3 separate regions of the Homo sapiens genome follow, and all the other regions are linked to region 2. The links are chromatin loops, found by intact Hi-C in ENCODE. Cell type or tissue: endothelial cell of umbilical vein. All regions are shown on one strand. Links, peaks and the distances in the headings refer to the core of each region. The heading gives the core; the rest is flanking DNA. Region 1 overlaps AK4 (adenylate kinase 4). Region 2 overlaps CACHD1 (cache domain containing 1). Region 3 has its middle 17 kb from the start of MIR101-1.

Region 1 (7,570 bases), core at 1,595-6,594, 520 kb after region 2:
AAATGTAATTCCTCAGTTTCTTACATTAAAAAAATTTAGGTGAATTCTGTGCACTGGTTCTTTTACCCACCTCTACTCATTTTATTTTGATTAATCTCTTGGTTATATCTCTGTGAATATACTAGAAATCATTGAAATGTACACTTTAAATGAATTAATTGTATGGTACGTGAACTGTATCTGAGTAAAGGTGCACTGCTGTTTAACACAGCTTTTTCATTCAACACTGGGTTGACTGGATTTTGCTGGATATTTTTTTCGTCCCTCCCTCCTCTCCCCTCCCTGCAGAAGAGCTCATAATATGTTTGAGAATGTCTAATTTTTTAAAATTAGCTAACTGATATTTTTGAGTTGTTCTTGTGTCTTTCAAAACATTGCAACCATTGTTACATTTTCTTCTGGCCTGGTTCCCCATTTTATTTTATTTTTATTTGTTAAATAGAGACAGGTCTTGCTCTGGCACCCAGGCAAGAGTGCGATGGTGCAGTCGTGTTAATAGCTTGCTGCACTCTCAAACTCCTGGATCCTCCCGCCTCAGCCTCCCAAGTAGCTAGGACTACAGGTGTATGCTGCTGTGCCCAGCTAGTTTTTTATTTTTTGTTTAGACAGGGTCTTGCTATGTTGCCCAGGCTGGTCTTGAACTCTTAGGCTCAAGCAATCTTCCTGCCTCAGCTCTCCAAAGTACTTGGATTTACAGGCGTGAGCCACTATGCACAGCCCTTTTCCACCTGTTTCAAGGTGATTTTTTTTCACCCCGTATAGACTTTCTAAAGAGTTATTTCTTCATACTTGAAGTCAGTAGAATAACTTGATGTTGTTGTTATTTATTTATGTCCTATATAGAGTGTATCCTCCTGATCTGCAATTCAGTTCTTTCCTTTCAGGGAAGTTTTCCTGTGTTATATCCTTTTTGTCATTTGTTCAGATTTCTATTTCAATAATACTAGTTATATTGGATATTCTATTGACTATTTTTTGTCTTTATACTTTAAATTTTTCTTGCTTCTGTGTTTCCTTCTACTTTCAGGCACACTCATATCTTTTATTTTGAGGGCAGGAGAGAATGAAACTTTGTTTATATTCCATAACTGTTTGATTATTTTTCAACCTGTATGTGCCATGCACCTGTGCTGTGGGCCCTTGCACTTACTGTTCCCTCTACCGGCAGTGCCCTGTCTCCAGATATCCGTGTGGATCGCTGGATACAGATCCCTACACAGATAACCCTTCCTCAGAAGGTCTGTCTTGTACCATTCTGTCTACCTACGTCACTCTCCTTACATTATTATAATGTGACATTATGTATTTATGAGCATATTCGATTTTCCATTCCTCCCCTATCCCTCCACCCCCAGTGCAGGCCCCAGAAAGCACAGGTTATATCCATTTTGTTCATGGCTATATTGCCAGTACCTATAACAGTGCTTGGCATATAGTAAAGACTTGTACATCCAGTTGCAGACAGGTCATGCCTGCAATCTGTAGCTGAGCCTTTAGAAGGTATACTTGAATTCTGTTACTTTTCTGGGGATAAAAATATGGGCCTATGGTGAAATCATTTACAAATTTCTTTAGTCTTAATTGAGATACAGTGGGACCGGTTTTCCCCTAATTTGTGTATGGGGACTTATATTCAAAGAACAAGCAAGCAGGCCGGACGCGGTGGCTTGTGCCTATAATCCCAGCACTTTGAGAGGCCAAAGAGGAGAATCACTTGAGTCCAGCCTGGTTAACAAAGCCAGACCCCATCTGCGTGTGCGTGTGTGCACGTGCGTGCGCACACACACAAACACACACACACAAAACCAATGTCCAGGTGTGGCGATGTTTGCTTGTAGTCCAGCTACTTGGGTGGGGGGTGGCTGAGGCAAGAGGAACCCTTAAGCCCAGGAGTTAGAGATTGCAGTGAGCTATGATCGCATCACTGCCCTCCTTCCTGGGTGACAGCGAGACCCTGTCTCAAACAAAACAAAAGAAACAAACCACGCAGAATTCTTAAACAGAAGAGGCTTTAAGCAAGGGGTTTGTAGATGACAGCTCCTTCCTCAATGGAATATGCATTTTCCCTTATGGGAAAAGGGCTCAGTGATTTTAGTATAACTTACTTAAGAACAAGGGTTATAAGGTAACAGTTTTATCTGTGTCTTTATTCAGGAAAAATCCTCGCGATGATCCCAGAGGATCTCAGTGAAGCCATTTGGGAATTTCCCCAAGAATTCCTACCTGAAAGGAATTTATCTTTTATTTCCCTAAGCCTCTTTGAAGATGCACACTTGTGGTTTAAAACCAAATTTTCTGGAGTACTTATCTTCTGCTTATCAGTGGATCACCAAGTAGTGATTGTAGCATATCTAGGTTTTTAAAGTCTTTTTCTTTTTCTTTCTTTTCCTTCCTCCTCCCTTCCTCCCTACCTCCCTTCTTGCCTCTATCTTGCCCTGTCACCCACGCTGGAGTGCAGTGGCACGATCACAGCTCACTGCATCCTCAGTCCCTTGGGCACAAGAAGTCCTCCCATCTCAGCTTTGGGGTCTTTTTCTATTAACCTATAAGCTTCCTGAGGGCAGGACCCACTTATTTCAAATCTCTTAAACCCTGGGATCTATAACTAGTGTCCCAGGAAGCTGCCATGAGCAGGAAGTGGGTTCTAGAGCTCTCAGCACTGTGGGGAGTGTGGGGCTCACAGAGTGGTAGGAGGAAGCATAAACTTCAGTTGCTGACATCTGGAGCACAGCTGCTGTTTTTTTTTTTTTTTTCCTTCTACTTTCATTTTAGGTTTAGGGGATACATGTGCAGGTTCGTTACACGGGTAAATTTCGTGTACAGATGATCCTGTCACCAAGGTAGCGTAGTACCTGATAGGTAGCTTTCCAACCTGCACCCTGGTCCTGGTTCAAGCAGTCCCTGTTGTCTGCTGTGCCCACCTTTGTGCCCATGTGTATTCAATGATTAGCTACCCCTTATAAGTGAGAACACATGGTATTTGGTTTTCTGGTCTTGAGTTAGTTCTCTTAGGCTAATGGCCTCCAGCTGCATCCATGTTGCTACAAGGGACATGATCTCATTCTTATTACGGCTGCATAGTATTCCATGGTATATGGAATATATACCACATTTCTTTATCCAGTCCATCATTGATGGGTATCTTGGATGATTCCATGTTTTTGCTATGGTGAATAGTACTGTGATGAACATACAAGTACATGTGTCTTTTTGGTAGAACAATTTATTTTCCTTTGGGTGTATACCCAATAATAGTTTTGCTGATAGTCGTAAGTTCTTTGGGAAATCTCCACAGTGCTTTCCACAGTGGCTGCACTAATTTACATTCCCACTAGCAGTGTGTAAGTGTTCCTGTTTCTCTGCAACCTTGCTGGCATTTGTTGTTTTTTTACTTTTTCGTAGTAGGACAGCTGCTGCTTCTTTTCACCATCTGTTAATAATAACTGGATGACATGGAATATGGAGGTCTTTGATACATGTACAAATAAACATTGTGTAAACAGATAAGGAAAGTATACGATAGGAGAGAGAAAAGGCCTTTATGAAGCAGGTTTTGGTGGTAATTAATTTGCTACTAAGGCTTCCAGTTGGTGATGTGAGTGATTTGAACTCCTGGGCTAGGGAAGGCTGTGGAAGAATAACCAACCACCTGCTTTCAACTTTAAGCTAATCATCAGTGATTGATTGTCATGAACAATGGCTTGCATTTGTAACTTGGTTCTTACTTATTCAACAACTGGGAAGAGATGGGCGGTCCGAAGCAACTATGTTAGCTCCAGATCTTAATGGAGGTAGGAAGGGGGCTGATGTCGCATAGCCTTTTCACAAGCTGCCAAACCCAGGCGGATGTTGGAAGTTGCCCTTCTGAACTGCCCTTTCATTTCCATCAGGCGGAGGGCTTGCTTTGCTGCCTGGGAACGTGGTGGTGGACTCTGGCTCTGCACCCTTCCTGCAGAGTGAATGCGCTCCAAATTAGAAAAACAGAAGTGTCCTACTTTCTATTCCCCACCACTGCCTCAGCTTGTTGCCGCAGCACCTCCTGCTTCAGCTGCCCTTCCTTGGGTTCTTGGCATGGCTGGGAGGAGCAGGTGCCAAGGCCCAGTGGCCAGCACTGCTGGGAACACAATACCAGTCAGGAATTTAATGATATCTCACTGCACTTAGTAAATATTTTGTGGGGGGGGTCTTAAAAAAAACAACCTGTAGATGTCATAATTAGTGATATAACAAGACAGATTCTGGAAGAAATTTAAAAATATAAAATTTCAGCTTTCAATCTGGATTGGCTGTTTGAATGAAAAGAGTGAGCAGCTTTTCTAGGCTTGGTTAGGGGATGAGGGATAGCGATAGTCTGGTGTGGAAGCATGATAAAGCATGCGGTGGAACAGACCCTCTGAGGAGCTAAAGGGAGGAAAGCAAGCAGTCCATGCTTAAACATGATCTTTATTTTACGTTAGCTCTTGGCATTTCTACTTCTTCAACAATTAATGGAATATATTCACATTTGGAATGGGCTAATTAAGGAACCTAGAATAACGCTAGTCAGTCATTTAGAAAGCCTTTCTTGGAGTGTTACTTTTAGTAAATGTAAAAGCATACTTCAACTTGTAATTCTCTCTAAATGGAAAAATTATAAATGCTGCCACCTGTTGACAAAATTTGAGGGTGCATTCTACTCCAGTTGGTCAGTGATCCCTGCCGACAGGGGATCTTACTGGCTGGATAATGACCCTCAGCTAAAAATGCTTTAAAATGTGCTGGTCTGACTGTACCTTATCTGACATTCTGTTCTTGGCGGCTGATTGGTGTGAGAAGTACACCTGAATTGCTTTGATTTGTTTAGCCCAACTTGAGACACAGATGTAGATCAATTTAAAGAATGCTGAAGCTCCCATGCTACCTTATAGAATCCATCATTTAAGACACCATTTCATATTGTATGCCCTGAAGCCTTAAAGTGGATCTGTGGCTGAAAAGTATGTTTTTCTTTTTCTTTTTTTTCTTTTTTTGAGATAAGAGTCTTGCTCTGTCACCCAGGCTGGAGTGCAGTGGCATGAACATGGCTCACTGCAGCCTTGGCCTCCTGGACTCAAGCGATCCTCCTGCCTCAGCCTCCTGAGTAGCTGGGACTAAAGGCATATACCACCATGCCTGGCTAATTTTAAATTATTTTGTAGAGACAGGATCTCACTTTGTTGCCCAGGCTGGTCTCAAAATCCTGGGCTCAAGTGAAATCCTCTCAAAATGCTGGGACTGTAGGTGTTGACCATTCTTCTCGGCTGAGTATCCATATTTTAAAAGTCTTGTAGATGAATAAATACTACTACTTACTTGGTAGAGCACTTGCCCTTATGTCTAACCAGAGTGAGAGAGAGCCCCTTTTCAGGACCTGTGACACAGCACCCCAAACTTTGGAGGCAGCCTTAGCCTATCCCCAGGGCCTCTGTGACCATTGCTGGGTCTAGGACACCACACTCGCCCTGAAAGTGGCACTCTTTGAGGCCAGTCACTTCCAACTCTGCCTTTCATTTCTGAGAGGAAGGTAAGCCATCCTCCTGTTCTCCTTTCTTTTATATCCGCTTCGGTTTCTTTATTATTGATTCCCCTCCTCACCGTACCCTCTGGAATCCTTTTTCCTTAACAGTTTCCCCCACCCTCCTCGCCACATACACATGCTATTTGCAGAAGTCTCCACTTTCTGTATTAAAGAAAACCTAGATTTCCCCTTAGGATGCTACTTTCTTTCTTGTCTTTTCTGTTACCGAGGACTTTCTCCTATGTGAAAATCTCATGTTGGGTGATGGTGGTGGTGGTATTATTATTCTGTCTCCTAGTGTGTCTTTCATCCTTTTCTAAAAGCTCAAATCTATCTTTATCCTTCATATCTTTCTTCTCAAACCTGCTGTTTGTCTTTTTACCTCCAGTCCCACATTGCCTTCATTTTTTCCCAGTACCGTCCGCCCCCTGCCATGCAATTTATCCTGAGCCAGCCACTATTCTGGAATTTACATATAGTAATTTGCTTATTTCTCACAATGACTTTATGAATTAGGTATTACTATTTTCATAGGCACAGAGAGGTTAAGCAACCAGGGTCACAAGTAAGTGGCTTAGCTGGACCTCAAACATAGGCAGCTTGCCTCTGGATCTATATTCCTGTGAATCAACTTTTCCTTAGTCATGTGTTTCAGGTCATGTGCAAAGATGCTCATTGCAGTATGACTGGAAACAACTTGGATGTCCACCATTAGGGGATTGGTTAAATTATGCTCTATCTAAACCATGCTGTACTCTGCAGTTATTAAAGAGAATGATTCCCAGCACTTTGGGAAGCTGAGGCAACAGGATTGTTTGAGGCCAGGAGTTCAAGACCAGCCTAGGGCACAAACCAAGACCCTGTCTCTGCAGAAGAGAATGAGACAGTAATATGTAATATGAAGAAAAAAATCTCCAAAGAGAAAAAGCAAGATGCAGAACATTTGTTGTGTGTATGTGGGGAGAAAATCTGGTCTGTGCGTGTAGCACTGGATCAGGCGGTTCCTGAAGCCATACAAGATTTAGATTTCTCAAGTCGTTTTGTAAGCTGCCTGTCAGAGACATCAGGATCAGGCATTTCTCCCTGTCTGAGAATTTGCTTCTCACAGTCTGCAGTTTTCTGTTCAGGAGGAAGACAGCATGGTGTGGTACATGGCGTGTGATTGTAGAGACAAATAGCACTTGATTTAAAGCTAGATTAGTCACTTATCATGTGATCTTGAGCAAGTCACTTCACTTTTCCCAGCATTGGTTTTTACAGTTTTAAAATGGGGATAAGGCCTACCTGACAGAATTATTGTTACTTTTGAGATAATATTTACTCATTCAACAAATATTTTCATTCGGCACTTACTGTGTGCAAAGCACGCTTACAGCACTAAGGTTATAGCAGTAAACAAGAACTTAAAATGTTCTACTCTAATTTAGTTTACTTCTGGTAGGAATAGAAACACTTAAAAAATAAGGTAAATCATATATGGCAAATGGTGATGAATATTCTGAAGGAAAACAAAAAGAAAATAAAGGGTGAATAGGAGTGTTGGCGTGTGGTAGAGGTGCAGTTTAACAGGACAGTTAGAAAAGTCTTAACAAGGCACCACTGGAGCCAAGATTTGGAAGAGCTGAGGATACACATGGGTATCTGGAGCAAAAGCAGAGGGAATATGAACTGTGAATGTCCAGGGTGGGCACCTGCTTGAGAGCTGCAAGGATGCCGGTATGGCTGGCACGGAGACGTGGACAGAGAAATGAGGTGAGAGAGGTGGCAGGACAGGGGCCCAGATGGGTAGGCCTTTGCAAGCCTGTACAATTTTGGCTTTTCCTCTGCATGTAATATATCTGGCACATAAGGGATGCTCTACAAATGGTAACTGTGTTATAAGGATGCCACCATGATGCCCTGCTTTTTAGGTAGGTAGAAGAAAGATAGACAGGGTAACATTTTAGGATTCTTTTTTTTTTTTGAGACAGGGTTTCCCTGTGTCTCCCAGGCTGGAATTCAGTGGCGCGATCTCAGTGCACTGCAACCTCTGCC
Region 2 (7,570 bases), core at 1,289-6,288:
CAGGAAGGGTCAAGGCCAAATCATGAAGAGGCGCCGAGTGCTAGGTAACTTATGAAATCCACCTACTCTGCCAAAGACTTGGCCATCCCACATGGCTTCTCTCCTTCTCAGAGTCCATATCGCTCATTGTTGCAAAGAACAGCAGATGTATCCCAGTCTATAAGCATCACTGCCACAGTTCCACAAAAATATAACAGATGTGGGTAGTGTTTTTCCTGCCATTGTAAAATCTTTTTTTTTTTTTAAGATAGCTGTTTAATTTTCCAGAAATCTGTATTTTCCTCCTAGAATCAAGTCCTTTTTTAAATACATAAATAGTGTATTTAAGCCTTTTTGACTTAGCTTTTTCCACACCTATCCTGGAAAAAAAAAGTCCTCAAACCTTGTATTCCCTGTATCTACACTAAAAAATGCAAAAATAGATACTCCTCAGAGCAACCAACGTCACCATTTACACTACAGCCAGGTCTTCAAACTCCCTTTGGCAAATAAGAGCAGCTAAAGCTCTGTTTTATAAATTGGAGACTGTTAATTTGGGCTTTGAATGACATTATTCCCACCAACTAAATAGAAACTTCAGGTTTCTATGGAGAACCACAGCAGAACTTAAATTTCTCAGTTTCTTTGACTTTTTTGCTTTTTTCTCTACAAACCTTTGAACTTGCATAAATTCCTGCTGCCAGGCAGTTCTGTGCCTTCTCGTTTGAATAATAAAACAGGTTTGAGGCTACTAAAGTTCAACAGAAATAATTTCTTATTCAGCAGAAATACTGAATCCTTTTCTCTCTCTGAAATACTGAATCCTTTTTCTCTCTGTTCCTCAATAGGAATTGCATCAATACCAAATTAGGATTCTGAGTGATGTTTATGACGTTCCATTAGCCTCTCCCATTGTCTCAGTAAAATGGCATATGAAGCAACAGCTTAGATAAAAGGAAGGGTGCAGTGTCAGTATCTGAACACTAAGGCATCCAGCTAAGGGCTTGGTTCCTTTCATTTTTCTCCATAATTGGATCCATGTTATCCCCAAGGTATGAAAAATAGTTTCTCATGCAGACAGAATGCAACACCAAAAGAAGGGGAAGGCATTGACACTCCCCATATTCCAAATGCATCATAAAATCAATAGAATTTAAATGCGTGTTGGCATCCTTTGAACCAGTACGTGGGTCACTAAAAATGGTGACATTGAGTTAATGTCCCTGTGATGCCTAGAGGCAAAGCTACATACACCCATTAAACAAGGAAATCTAATTGTTTTGTTGGCACACTTCTTGCTCATCTGTGTATGCTCTACTCTCCTATTTGGTGGATGTATTGGCATCTGCTATGCACAGTTATGCACTGCATAACAACACTTCGCATATACTACAGGGGTCCCATGAGATTATAATGGAGCTGAAAAATTTCTATTGCCTAGTGATATCTTGATGATCCTGACCCTGTGTAGGCCTGGGCTAATGTGTGTGTTTGTGTCTTAGTTTTTTTGTGTGTGTGCTTTATTTTTTGAGACGGAGTCTCGCTCTTGTCACCCAGGCTGGAGTGCAAAGGTGCGATCTCAGCTCACTGCACTTCAAAACTGTATCATTCCTTACATATCAAGGATCTCATTTGTGGTAAAAATTTTTTTTGGTATTTTATCGCCATTTAGTCATATTCGTGGATTTTCTTTGTTTTTTCTTCTTCTTCTTCTTCTTTTTTTTTTTTTTTTTTTTTGGAGACACTGTGTCTTAGTTTTTTAATGAAGGAGTTTAAAAAGTGAAATGTAAAAATTTTTAAACTAGAAAAAAGCTTATAGAATAAGGATATAACAAAAGGAAATATTTTTGCACAGCTGTACAATGTGTCTGTATTTTAACCTGTTATTACAAAATAGTCAAAAAGTTTTAAAAGTTTAAAAGTTTATAAAGCAAAAAAGTTACAGTAAGCAAAGGTTTATTATTGAAGAAAGAAAAAAGTTTAATAAATTTAGAGTAGCCTAAATATATAGTGTTTATAAAGTCTACAGTAGTGTACACTGATGTCCTAGGCCTTCACATTCACTCACCAGTCACTCACTGGCTCACACAGAACAACTACCAATCCTGCAAGCTCCATTTATGGTAAGTGCTCTATATAGGTGTACCTTTTTTGTTTTTTGTTTTTTGTTTTTTGTTTTGAGACAGAGTTTTGCTCTTGTCGCCCAGGCTGGAGTGCAATGGTGCGATCTCGGCTCACCACAACCTCCACCTCCTGGGTTCAAGCGATTCTCCTGCTTCAGCCTCCCAAGTAACTGGGATTACAGGCACATGCCACCATGCCCGGCTAATTTTGTATTTTTGGAAGAGACTGGGTTTTTCCATGTTGGTCAGGCTGGTCTCGAACTCCCAACCTCAGGTGATCCGCCCACCCCAGCCTCGCAATGTGTTGAGATTACAGGCGTGAGCCACTGCGCCCGGCCACAGGTGTACCATTTTAAAAAATCTTTTATACGGTATTTTTCTGGTACCTCTTCTATGTTTAGATATATAAATACCTATAGTATTACCTACAGTATTGTGTACAATTGTGTTTTAGTTGCCTACAGTATTCAGTGCAGTAACATGTGGCACAGGTTTGTAGCCTAGAAGAATAGGCTATGCCATATAGCCGAGGTGTGTAGTAGGCTGTATCATCTAGGTTTGTGAAAGTACACTCTGTGACATTTGTGCAATGATGAAATTACCTAAGGACACATTTCTCATAATGTATCTCTGTCATTACACAAGACATGACTGTACCCTTGTACACTGTGGAGGTGGAGGGGGCTACAGATGGGAGTTGTTACTTCCTCAAGACAGCTTGGTGTAGAGGAAGAGCTTAGGAGATAGGGTAAAGCCAGTTCACTTTGAAGCCTACTTCTCCCCCTTTTTTTTCCACAAGCTGTTGAGACCTTAGTGAGCTACCTTAGACCTGAGTTTCCTAACACTTAAGGTAGGATTAAAAATTTTTACTGCAGTCTGGGCAATATGGTGAGACCCTGTCTCTACAAAATAAAAAAATTAGCCAGGCATGGTGGTACGTGCCTGTAGTCCCAGCTACTCGGGAGACTGAGGTGGGAAGATCACTTGAGCCCAGGAGGTCAAGGTTGCAGTGAGCCATGTTAGCACCACTGCACTCTAGCCAAGAACTCTTTGAGCTCTTTGAGACAGGGCTGTCTCAAAAAAAAAAGAAAAAAAAAATGCTGGGTGGAGTTGCAATGAGGATGAAATGAAATGACATATGATAGGCACGGTGCTCAGGGTTGACCTCCCTACCTCTGTGCCCACCCTGCCCTGAAGAAATTTACAGTCTAGGAGGAAGCTATAAATGAATGCATGTATTCATATGCTTGATAAAAGGTGGAATATGACAGCTTCCTTAAAAGAGTAAAACAAAGAAGGAAAGGGGTGAGAGTTCACTTTTATCTGCGAGTAAATTATGGGAAACCCCATGGAGGAACATGGCATTGACTGGCCCTTGAACTGGTAGGATTGTGGCGTCATGATTCTCTGCTCCCTGATAAGCGTATTTCCATGTGAATCCTTGAGTGTGTTACACAAAAGGAAACTCAAAAGAATTAAGTCTATAAATACATGACTACACAACGGCCTCGGCTCTCATGGTATGAGTTCAGAGTTGTGATCCTAGAATTGAATGAAAATTGAATGTTACCAAACTAAACTTAGAAACTTTAGGGTGTATTTTTATTTAGAAATATTTTATGTGGCCAACAGAATTTCGTTTTTCAAAAGAATCTAATTTTAATTGTTGTATCTTAAGAAAAACTACTCCAATTGAGAATGTTTTTTGAAAGTAGAATCATTTTGGCCCATAGTCTAAGACCACTTAGAATGATTGATTTTCAGCAGTGTTACCCTCACAAGTGGAGGTTAGAAACAATTACTACCTGTGTGTGTTTTCAACTATCTATCTGCTTTGCCCATTTCTCTTAAAAATATCATGTTCTGTCCAATCATCTATTGGCTTATTTTTAAGTCAAAAAACACCTGTACGTTATTTGTTCCTTGTGAATTTGTATTTTGGTTACTATCTCATCAGAAACTTTATGTAAGTGTATATTAGGCAACATTTTTTTCTTTGTAGAGGAAGATTTCTCCCTAGTTTGTGGCAAATTCCAAAATACTTAAAAAGCAAATGCTGAACCTTAAAAACCTGGTCAAAAAACTTTGTAGATGAACGTAAGACCATTTTCTAGAGGTGCACAAACATTCTCCTGCAGTTACTCTCTGTGGCCACGAGATGGTGAGTGAGTCCCCAGAGGGACGTCACACCCCTTATAATCAAACAAAGTTTCTTAGGAACTATCAGATAAATATATAAGCAGACTGTCAAAGAACAAAAACCTAATCTCGGCTCTTTTTGATAGATGCCTGACCTCCTTTCTAAAGCCCATTTCCCACTTGAGATTGTATTTGCAGACACTTTGCTACATAAGCCTTTGGATAGTAAATAAATTTTTCCTTGAAAGTGTTTGCAAATATCCTTTGTGTTTCAAATAGTGCGTCTTCCTCCATGAGTCAGGGACTATGTCTGTCTTAATTCATCACCCTTCCCAGTGCTCAGCAGAACTGCCTGGCACTGAGTAAACAATTAATTTGTTGAATACGAAAATGTGTTTGTCTTTCTCCTGCTTTTCCACAACTTGCTATTCCCTTCTCCCCTGACCTCTTCAGATTTCCATTAATGATTGAAATAAGAGGAAGTTACAGAGGAGTTGAGCAATGGTATCATAGTAAGGAAATTAAATGGAATGCCCTTAGTATGAGAGTTTTACTCTGAAAGCACCTCTGTTGAGGTTCCTATCAGAAAGCAGTAGCAGAAGAGATGGGGGTGCCATCCTGAGATGAAGAGATGGGTGCCCTCCTGAGTTGCCTTGGAGACAGCTGCACCATCACTACCGTCCTGGATGTGAACCCAGGACCTGTGACCAGCCAGGTTCAGAGTGTCACTGGACTCTGTCATAACCCATGGACAGAGTCCAGTGTATCCTAGAATGTCTGCATTATTAGATGAGACTAGTGAATGTTGTACCAGGCAAAGCCACAGGTAACTACAAAATTCACTGATGCTGTTGCTTTGAGAGTATAGTGTGCGTTGGTGGGGGGTGGGGCAGCAGTTGTTTTTAAGTTCCTGCTTTGTGTGAGTCACTGTGTTAAATACTAGGGATACAAAGATAAACAGGAACTTACAATTTAAGAAAGAATTTGCTAATGAATAGATAGCCTTATATTTTTTATTATAATATGGCAAAATATAAGAGATGTGCACAGAATGCATGTAAAATCACAGAAGGAGCACCAGCCCCCATGTGGGCTGGCAGGACTGGAGGTGGGTGGGGGAAATAGGTTGGGAAAGCTTCCCAGAGAAGACTTTCCAACTGAAGCATGAGGCACAATAGCAAGATGAGGAAGGTGGGAGGGTGAGCCAAGCAGAAGGGCCACCATGAATCTAACACCTCGAATGCTAACATGAATTATCAGTTAGTGTGTGGGTGCTTGTAAATGAGCAGAGACGGGAAGCTATCCAGGAAGTGTTTGAATAATCACTGGGATTTTGCTAAAATCCTGTTTTCTACTTTAATCCTTTACATGTATAGCATAAGGTGGTTTTAATATGCACAGCAGTTTGTGACTTAGATTCTGGAGCCTAGCACCCAATCTAACACTCCAGACTTAGCACTGCTAAAGCTGAGAAACCTATTCTGGCTCCTGGTCTCTTAATCCTGGGTAAGGGCATCACTATTTGCTCAGTATCTGAACCTAGAAACCTCGACCTTTTCCAAGGATGTCAGCTCCCTGGCATCTTCACCAGGCAAGTCCATTTGGTCACCAAATCCAGCCTACTGTGCACTTGAACAGTCCACACACTGCGACTGCCCTACTTTATGTCCTTGCCATCTCCTCGAGGCCCATGCTCCAGCACCCTGTCCTCTGAGCCTCTGATCCCACCTTCCTTCTGTCCAGCCTCCCCATTGCCCCCTGACCACTCCCACTGTCCACTACTAGATCATAGCTCATAGCTTCAGCCAGCCTTCTTGACCTGGTCTTAGCCTATCTGTCCAGTGCCATCTCCCACCGCCCCAACCCCCAGCACCAAGCTTTCACCATTCCCAGAAGCCACCAGAGCCCTTCCAGCTGTTGTACCATTGCATGTGCTTGGGCCCTGCTGGAGGTACCTTTACACCCCTGTCTTTACCTACTTAGCCCCTTTTCTCCCATCAGGTCTACCCAATTGTCACCTCAAGGATCTAAGCCAAGTCCATTGGCTTTGGAATTCCTTTTGTGTGCCTCTGTTTTAGCACATGGGTGTTTCCCCTTCTTGCCCTAAGGTAGGCCTCTCAGGAGCTGAGGCCTCACCTTAGCCCTTTCCTGTCCAGCCTCTAGCCTGGCACCTGGCACCAAGAAGGCACTCAGTCATGGTGGACACACATGTCTCCCATCCAAGTACTAACCAGGCCCGACCATGCTTATGGTGGACACATATGTCAGTGAACACTTCCTCTTCTGCCCTGAATTTGCAGATGACACTTCTGAGATTCTGGCTAGACATCTCCACATATGTGACCAACAGAGTCTCAAAATCAAGCTGTGCATAAACAAAATGTGTCTTCTTTCCTGAGACTCAATCTGTGAGTTGTCCTTTCTTATCCTTATAACTTGAAGTTGTAGTCACCTTTCACTACTCCTCACCCCCACAGTCCCCCACATCTGATGACTTACCAATTTCTCTTGCCTCCACCACTGAGATAGCTTTTAAATCTGTCCAATCCCACTGCCCTAGTTTAATTCTCTATCCCTCACGCGGGCTGTTGAAATAACCTCCTAACTGCTCCCTGTCTTTCCTTTCGCTTCATCTCCCAAACCACCATCCTCTAAACACAAATGATCATGCCATTTTTTGGCCTGCTCAGTATCTTGTGTGGTCTCTCCATTTGCTACTCTTCGGCACGGGCTTTATGATTTGACTTAACTTCATGCCTCCCACCTGCCCTACCCTCCAGCTACCTGCTAGCACTCATCCAAGCCACATGGAACAGGGATGGCCTTTATATCCACACCTCTATGGCTGTGGTCATCCTGTTCCTTTCTTTATATCCACTTATCAAACTCCTACTCATCCACTTAAGCCCAACTAAAATATACATTCTCTGAAGATTCCTTATTCCCCCAGGCAGAATTAGATATTCCCTCTTCTGGATTTTAATTATACCTCAGTTATAGCACTTACCATTATCTGTGTAAAAGGAGGCTTTGTTTTGTGAGCATCTGTCTCAAACTCAACTGTAAAATCATTAGGGAAAGATGACGTCTCTTATTCGTGTTTCCTCTTCTCCCGCTCCAGCCCCATAATGGTCTCCAATAAATGAATAAGTGAATGACCAATGCTGATATTTGTTTCATTTCTCAAACATTAGCTTTTGAGCTCCCTATGCAGGGACCAGGCTTTCATCTTTATATGTCTTCCAGTGCCCAACACAGTGACTTGTATATTATAGGTACGCAGTAAATATTTGTTAAGTTGGACTGACAGCTAAATAATTCTATCATTT
Region 3 (7,570 bases), core at 1,573-6,572, 390 kb after region 2:
AAAAAAAAAAATTAGCTGGGCGTGGTGGCATGTGCCTGTAGTACCAGCTACTCAGGAGGCTGAGGCAGGAGAATCGCTTGAACCCAGGAGGTGGAGGTTGCAGTGAGCCGAGATCACGCCACTGCAATCCAGCCTGGCGACAGAGCAAGACTCCATCTCAAATAAAACAAAAACAAAGAGTAGCTCTTGAAAGAATAGTTGGTCTCTGTAGCCCAAGTGAACCTGGAAACCTGGGAGCCTTGCTAGCTTTAGGCAGAACTGTGAAGTGGGTTAAGTTATTTTCAATTTCCCTCAAATCTGAACTATTGAAATAGCTTTCTGGTCTCTCAGTTCCTGTCCTTCTGAACTCTGTTTTGTTTTCCACAGGCTACTACAGTGATTCTAAAATGCAAACCCTGTTACACTGTTCCCCTGCTTAAAAAACTTTCCTGGCTCCCCATTATCTGCCAAGCATGACACACAAGACCCTTTGTGATCTTGCTCTGCCAAGCCTTCCAGCCTCATCCTCCATCACACCCACAGGAAGAGTTGCCAGATTTATTAAATAAAAATATGAGACGCATAGTTAAATATAAATTGCAGATAAACAATAACTTTTTGGCATAAACACGTCCCAAATATTGCATGACACATACTTAATACTAAAACATTTCCATTGTTTATCTGAAATCCAAATTTCAGTAGGCATCCTGTGTTTTATCTGGCAACCCTACTCATGCCAGGCTGATTGATTAACTTTCCAATTCCTACAGTCTCTTCTTTCCTTTGCAGGTGCCTGATAACCTCTACACCATGTCCCTTATCCACATGATATTCTTTGCTACTTCTTCAAAGCCAGGCATGGAGTTCTGGAACTCTGTGGGTGTGAGCTTGGAATCCAATGTGCCCGAGGATGGGCCTCGCCACCTGTGTGCTTTGTTTACTATCTGGGCTTCTGCCCCAGTTCCTGTTCACCCTTCCCATTCTCCCTCCTGGAACTGGATTTCTGCCCCGAACCCCAGTTTACTTGGCTGGAGCCCACATATAGTTTTTCACCCTTGCCAGCTCTTTCTCTGGGACTGTGGGTAAGAGCCTTCCTCCCAGCTGCTGGCTGGGCTTGTGATCTAAACTGGATGGATCATTGAAACCTGCCACAGATGCTGCTACCTTTTTGCCTTGCTTGCTACAAAGGATGGACAAGAAACTCAAATGAAATCAAGTTTGTGAAATAGTTTGTAAAGTGTAACATCTCTATTATGGTAGTTTAACTTACAAAGTTCAAGCTCTTACTGGTATTGCACATGAAAGCCCCACTCTAAAGTGCCCCAGATTCCTCTTGTTTCTGCTCATGCCTAGTGATATATGATGCTGAAAATGATGTGGAAAATGTCCAAATGTTCTCGAATTTTGATTAGTACATTCTGCCACACTGGTTATTGCATTATGGATGGAGATGGAGAATTGCTTGAACACGGGAGACAGTGGTTGCAGTGAGCCAAGATCGCACCACTGCACTCCAGTCTGGGCGGCTGAGCGAGACTCTGTCTCAAAAAAAAATAAAAAATAAAAAATAAAAAAATTGTAATCTTATGAACCAGAACATACCTCTTCACAACTGAAACCAAAGTCTCACGAACTATGTCTTATCCTAAGTCTGTGTAATGCACTCTGATATTTTCTATTTTATTTCATTTTTTAAAAAATTGGTCGACCCATCAAATTAATTTTATAACTCATGAATGGATTGTTACTTGCATTTTCCCAGACACTGATATGCACTGTCTAATGAGATTCCCTATATTAACCAACTGATTGGGACAATTGTTAAATGTAATTGTTAAATGTTTACCTCATTTGGTGCTAGATCCATAGGAATCACCCTGCCCACTAAAGGAGTGAGGCCACCTCACTGAGGTAAGTCACAGTTGTTCTCACTGATAAGATCAGAAAGCACAGTACTGCAGCCAGACTTTCAAAGCTACCTGAGGTTAATATACATAATTCCTGGCTGGGCCATTTTTAAAAAGGGATAGCTGCAAAATTACCACAACTACATTTATCTTAGAATAGAGGGATATTGTTTGGGGGCAACTCTTTCTTAGACTGTTTAAATCATTCCTGGTTAGGTTAAAGAGACTTTTAGGTTTCTGAGGTTTCACGTCAATTTCAGAGGTAAGCAAACATAAAATAAAAGCTCTCTCACTGCTATGATTTTGTTTTACTCTCCTTTTCCCTAAATGGTGAGCAGATTAGTCTAATATTCAGATTTCACTCTAATAGCCTGCTTTGACAATCTGGGAAACACTAGATTCCAAAGAAAATAAGGAAATATATATACATATATGTATATATAATTATGGTCCAAACGGAGTGGAAAGAATACAACACATGTAAGGAATTCTTTTGTTACAGGTACTCAGTCTAGTCCTCTTCTGCCCATTTCCTTCCCCTAACACGTCTTCCCTAACTTACAGCTGCCTCATTCTTTTTTTCCTTCTGATAGAGTTTTGCTGGTTTTGTTGATCTTGGAAAGATCAGTTTCAGCTCAGTGGTGCACAAAAGCTGGATTGGAGAGAATTTAAGAGAGAATAATAGGAGAAGAGGAATTAGAGACAGCTAGTATAGACAACTGGCTACAAGGGTTACAGAGAAATAAGAAGGTAACCAATAAGGGAAGTGCTGTCAAGAGGAGATTTTTGTTTTTGAAATGGTTGACACAACAGCATGGTTGTATACTGATAGAAATGATCCAGTAGAGGAAAAATTGATGAAGTAGGGTAGACAGGGAGGATTTGCTGGTCTAGTGTTCTTTATTCTGCGAGAGGGGTGAGATCTAACGCACAAGTGGAGGCTTTTGCATGGCTGCACCAAGAGTGCTTCCTTACTGACAGGGAGAAAGGCAGGGCCTAAAGCCGTACCCCTGCATGGATAAGTGTGCATGGTAAGAGTGAATGGAAGTTCTCTTCTGATTCTTCAGTTTTTTCAGTGAGGAAAGAAGCACAGTCGACAGCTGAGAGTGAGGATGGGGGAGAAGAGAAGAACAGAGATGAAAATGTCCATGAATAGAGTAGGAGAGTGAAAGGACCAGGGAAATACAGGACATTTGCTGGGAAAATAGCAAGGGCCTACTTAAGTTCCTAGTGATACCTTTAAAGTAAGACCAAACAGCTTGGTGTGTGTGTGGGTGGGTGTGTTTGTCTATCTGTCTGTCTGTTTTCCATCTATGACCAGCTCATGGGTACAGAAACAGTATGGGTGGAAAGTTGGATTTAACCGGAGTTGCAGTTTTGCCCACCAGCATGGCAGAATTAAAGTGGTCAGGGAGTTCAGGGAGTGATTATACAGATCGACTCTGAAATTTAAGCTGGTTAAAGATGGAATAGAGGGCTTCAAATGGCTATGGCAGTTAAGACAGAAATGGTGCCTCTGATGTGCCTCCCTTTGGTCTTTGCACGACTGGCTCCCTCTTGTGGTTCAGTCATTCTGTGCTCTCACCCTTTTAACTGCAGAGGACTTAACGTTGTTTTCTTATTACTTTCTTCTATTTATCCACCCAGCTATGTATGCTCTGTGCTCTGCTTTACACTATTAGAATATAAGCTCCATGAGAGCAAGCACCTTGTCAGTAATGTTCATTGTTTTATAGCCACAGCACTTATTTGACTTATTTGGCAGAGTGAAGACAACAAGTATTTGATGGAAGAATGAAGAATGACTAGGACGTGATTATAAGGCCTTCGCCATCCTGTGCATGGTCTTCTACATGTGCTCCTGTTTGTCAGTTTTCTGTTTCTAACCTCCACCAAGAGAAAGAAGATGCTTCCCCAGGGTTAGGGTTACTTGCTAGTCAATCCACTCCAGGTCTCCCTCAAGGCCTTCCAAGGCTCTGGGGAGGAGAACTCAAGGAGAAATTTACCCCAGAGTTACTGAGGCACCAGATGTTTCAGAGGCCAGCCAAAGAGGAAGGAGGTGTCATAAGGGCATAATTGCTTTCCATTTTGTTTTGAATTTTTTTTTTTTTTTTTTTTTGAGACAGGGTCTCGCTTTGTCACCCAGGCTGGAGTGCTGTGGCACAATCATGGCTCAATGCAGCCTCAACCTCCTGGGCACAAGTGATCCTCCCGCCTCATTCCCCCAAGTAGCTGGGACTACAGGCCCATGCCACCCTACTCAGCTAATTTTTGTATTTGTTTGTATTCTTTTGTTCCACCATGTCACCCAGGCTGGTCTTGAATTCCTGGGCTCAAGCAGTCCTCTTGCCTCGGCCTCCCAAAGTGCTGGAATTACAGGCATAAGCAACTATGCGTGGTCTATTTTGCTCATTTCTTACTGGGTTATTTTCTTATTGCCGAATTTTAGAAGTTTTTAATATATTATGGATGCAAGTCCTTCATCAGATGTATGTTTTGCAAATATTGTCATTTCTCAGTGGTGTCTTTTGAAGAGCAGAAGTTTTAATTTTTATAAAGTTTTAACTTGTCAGCTGTGTCTTAGATTGTTCATGCTTTTTCTGTCATGTGCAAGAAATCTGCCTAATCGAAGGCTGCAAAGATTTTGTCCTGTTTTATTCAAGTTGTTGTATATAATGTGAAGTTAAGGTCAAATTTCATCTTTTTGCATGTGGTTATTCAGCTGTTCCAGCACCTTCTGTTGAAAAGACTATTCTTTCCCCACTGAATTATTTGGCACGTTTCTTGAAAATCAATTGAACCAAAGCGTGGGCCGCACAGTGGCTCATGCCTGTAATCCCAGCACTTTGGGAGGACGAGGAGGCCAGATCACCTGAGGTCCAGAGTTCAAGACCAGCATGGCCAACATGGCAAAGCCCGTCTCTACTAAAAAAAAAAATACAAAAATTAGCCAGGTGTGGTGGCACGCATCTGCAATCCCAGCTACTCAGGAGGCTGAGGCAGGAGTATTGCTTGAACCTGGGAGGCAGAGGTTGTAGTGAGCCGAGATTATGCCACGGAACTCCAGCCTAGGTGAGAGTGAGACTCTGTCTCAAAAACAACAACAACAACAACAACAACAAAAGTGTGAAGTCTGCTATTGGACTTTCTAGTCTTCCATTTATCTAAATATCTATTGTTCTGTCTTTATAATGCTTTCTTGATTACTGTGGCATTGTAGTAAGTTTTAGAATCAGGTAAATCCTTCAACTTTTTCTTTATCAAAATTGTTTCACTATTCTGGATTCTTTGCACTTTCATATAAACTTTTTTGCCACATGAAAGTTATTAGCTTATTAATCTTCTTATGAAAAGTCCACACAGTGGCTGCAGATAACGTCATGCAGCATCTTTATTCCTGTGGCTTTTTGCCAGCACCACCATTGGCCTTTGCAGTCCCCCTAACTTTCTTCATTCTGTTCTTGTGTTCTTTTTGAGGTCTTTTCCTTCTCATCCAAGCTATGTCTTGCAAGTCTATGTTTGGCTTCGTTTTTCTTTGCATAATCCAAGGAATCATAAATCACATCAAAGCCGGTTGTCTTGCCACCACCAGAATGAGTTCTGAATCCAAATACATTCCCACCAGCAATATGTGAGTTTCTCCATATGCTGGTCAACACTTGTTCACTTGGTCAATCTTTTTTGTCTTAGCCATTCTAGTAAGTGTATAGTGGTATCTCATTTTGGTTTTAATTTGCATTTTTCTGATGACTTATGATGTTCAGCATCTTTTTAATTTTGAGACAGAGTCTCACTCTGTCGCCCAGGCTGGAGTGCAGTGGTGTGATCTTGGCTCACTGCAACCTCCACCTCCTGGGTTCAAGTGATTCCCATGCCTCAGCCTCCCAAGTAACTGACATCCAGTGTAGCCTTGTACATTTTGGATAGTTTTTCCCAAATTTCTGTGTTGGGTACTGATAACTTTCCAGGGTGAAGGACATCAATGAACATTTGTTCATCTCCCAAATTTGTGTGTTGGGTACTGATAACTTTCCAGGGTGAAGGACATCAATGACGATTTGTTCATCTCAAGGAGTTGGCTGGTCATAAACTTCCTGATTCAAGTAGTTATTGTGTCATTCATGATGGTGATCAATCCTTAGGCAGCCACTTCCATATAAAATTTAGGAATAGCTTGTCAATTTAAAGAAAAAAAGGCTGGACATGGTGGCTCATGCCTGTAATCTCAGCTCTTTGGGAGGCCAAGGCAGGAGGATTGCTTGAGCCCAGTAGTTCAAGACCAGCCTGGGCAATATAGTGAGACCCCTTCTCTAAAAAAAATTTTTTTTTTAATTAGCCAGACATGGTGGTGCACACCTGTAGTCTCAGCTGCTTGGGGGCGCTGAGGTGGGAGGATTGCTTGAGCCTGGTAGTTTGAGACTGGCCTGGGCAATATGGTGAGATCCCTTCTCAAAAAAAAATTTTTTTAATTAGCCGGTCATGGTGGTGCACACCTGTAGTCTCAGGTAGTGGGGGTGCTGAGGTGGGAGGATTGCTTGAGCCCAGGAGTTTGAGACCAGCCTGGACAATATAGTGAGACCTCTTCTCTAAAAAAAAATGTTTTTTAATTAGCCAGTCATGGTGGTGCACAACTGTAATATCAGGTAGTTGGGGGGCTGAGGCGGGAGGATTGCTTGAGCCCACGAAGTTGAGGCTGAAGTGAGCCATGATTGCACCACTGCAGAGAGCAAGACTCTGTCTCAACAACAACAAAAATAGCCTACTAGGATTTTGACAGATATTACATTGAATTTATTTTATTTAGTTTTATTTATTTATTTTTTTAGAGAGAGAGTCTTGCTCTGTCACCTAGGCTGAAGTGCAGTGGCATGATCATATAATATCTCACTGCTACCTCAAACTCCTGGGCTCAAGGGATCCTCCCGCCTCAGCCTCTGTAGTAGCTAGGACTATAGGCACATGCCACTATACCCAGCTAATTTTTTTTTTTTTGGCAGAGACGGGATCTTGCTATGTTGCCCAGGATGGCCTCAAGCAACCTCCAGCCTTGGCCTCCCAAAGTGTTGGGATTACAGGCTTGAGGCACCGCATTCAGCCTACACTGAATTTATACATCAATATTGGGAAATTGTCATCTTAACAATATTGAATCTTCCAACCCATGACATCATATCTCTCCCATTTTATATAAGTCCTTTTAAATTTATCTTAGCAGTGTTTTGTACAAGTTTGCCTTTCTCTCGTCTAATTTAGTCCTAAGTATCTTATTCTTTTGATGCTCATTAAACGGACTTACTAGTTATGATACGTTTTTGTAGATTCTTTGCAGTTTCTTACATACAAGATAATGTTGCTTGAGAATCACAATAGCTTTTAAACTCTTTGCTCACTACATTTCAGTTAAACCTCTCACTCCCTCTAGCACCCAAGACCATAGCCCAAAAATATCCAAATGCTTCCCTTCTAAGGATAGAGTCAGGTGTCCTTAAATTTCTCCTAAAGATGGAATGTTCCACCAACAGCAGTGTTGATCTTCTACTATGGTAGTGTGCTATGTCCATCTCTAGCACAAAGATAAACATGTCACAAGAACCATGCATTCATGCACTCAGGATTCTTTTCCCCTTTGCCCCTGTGACTTGTGTGTATCTTTGCTTCAGTTATTGACCAACCATCCTACA

The links. Hi-C counts contacts between places; a loop is a spot of excess contacts. Peaks named below come from ENCODE experiments on the same cell type or tissue, not always from the same donor. Only the 100,000 strongest peaks of a DNase experiment are listed, where the experiment ranks them.
Region 1: it touches region 2 in a loop (24-fold over the local background); 2 of 110 quality-filtered maps call a loop at or near these places.
Region 3: a loop joins it to region 2, with 10 times the contacts of the local background. A loop is called at or near these places in 18 of 110 quality-filtered maps.

What each region holds. Positions count from the first base shown.
Region 1 is chr1:65,204,816-65,212,385 of GRCh38, forward strand. All of the region lies in intron 2 of AK4 (adenylate kinase 4), which reads left to right. Among named protein-coding and RNA genes, the nearest start is that of AK4, 60 kb to the left of the region's middle. RefSeq lists an enhancer at 2,643-2,722. In endothelial cell of umbilical vein, for the core only: a CTCF peak has its summit at 4,641 (motif pointing left); a DNase peak (open chromatin) is centred at 4,646; H3K27me3 peaks cover 152 bases.
Region 2 is chr1:64,682,669-64,690,238 of GRCh38, forward strand. All of the region lies in intron 26 of CACHD1 (cache domain containing 1), which reads left to right. Among named protein-coding and RNA genes, the nearest start is that of RAVER2, 59 kb to the right of the region's middle. In endothelial cell of umbilical vein, for the core only: a CTCF peak has its summit at 4,256; DNase peaks (open chromatin) are centred at 4,393 and 5,253; H3K27ac peaks cover 1,861 bases.
Region 3 is chr1:65,072,120-65,079,689 of GRCh38, forward strand. It overlaps the pseudogene LOC100129205. Among named protein-coding and RNA genes, the nearest start is that of MIR101-1, 17 kb to the left of the region's middle. RefSeq lists silencers at 3,407-3,456, 3,477-3,526. In endothelial cell of umbilical vein, for the core only: a CTCF peak has its summit at 3,467 (motif pointing left); a DNase peak (open chromatin) is centred at 3,452; H3K27me3 peaks cover 284 bases.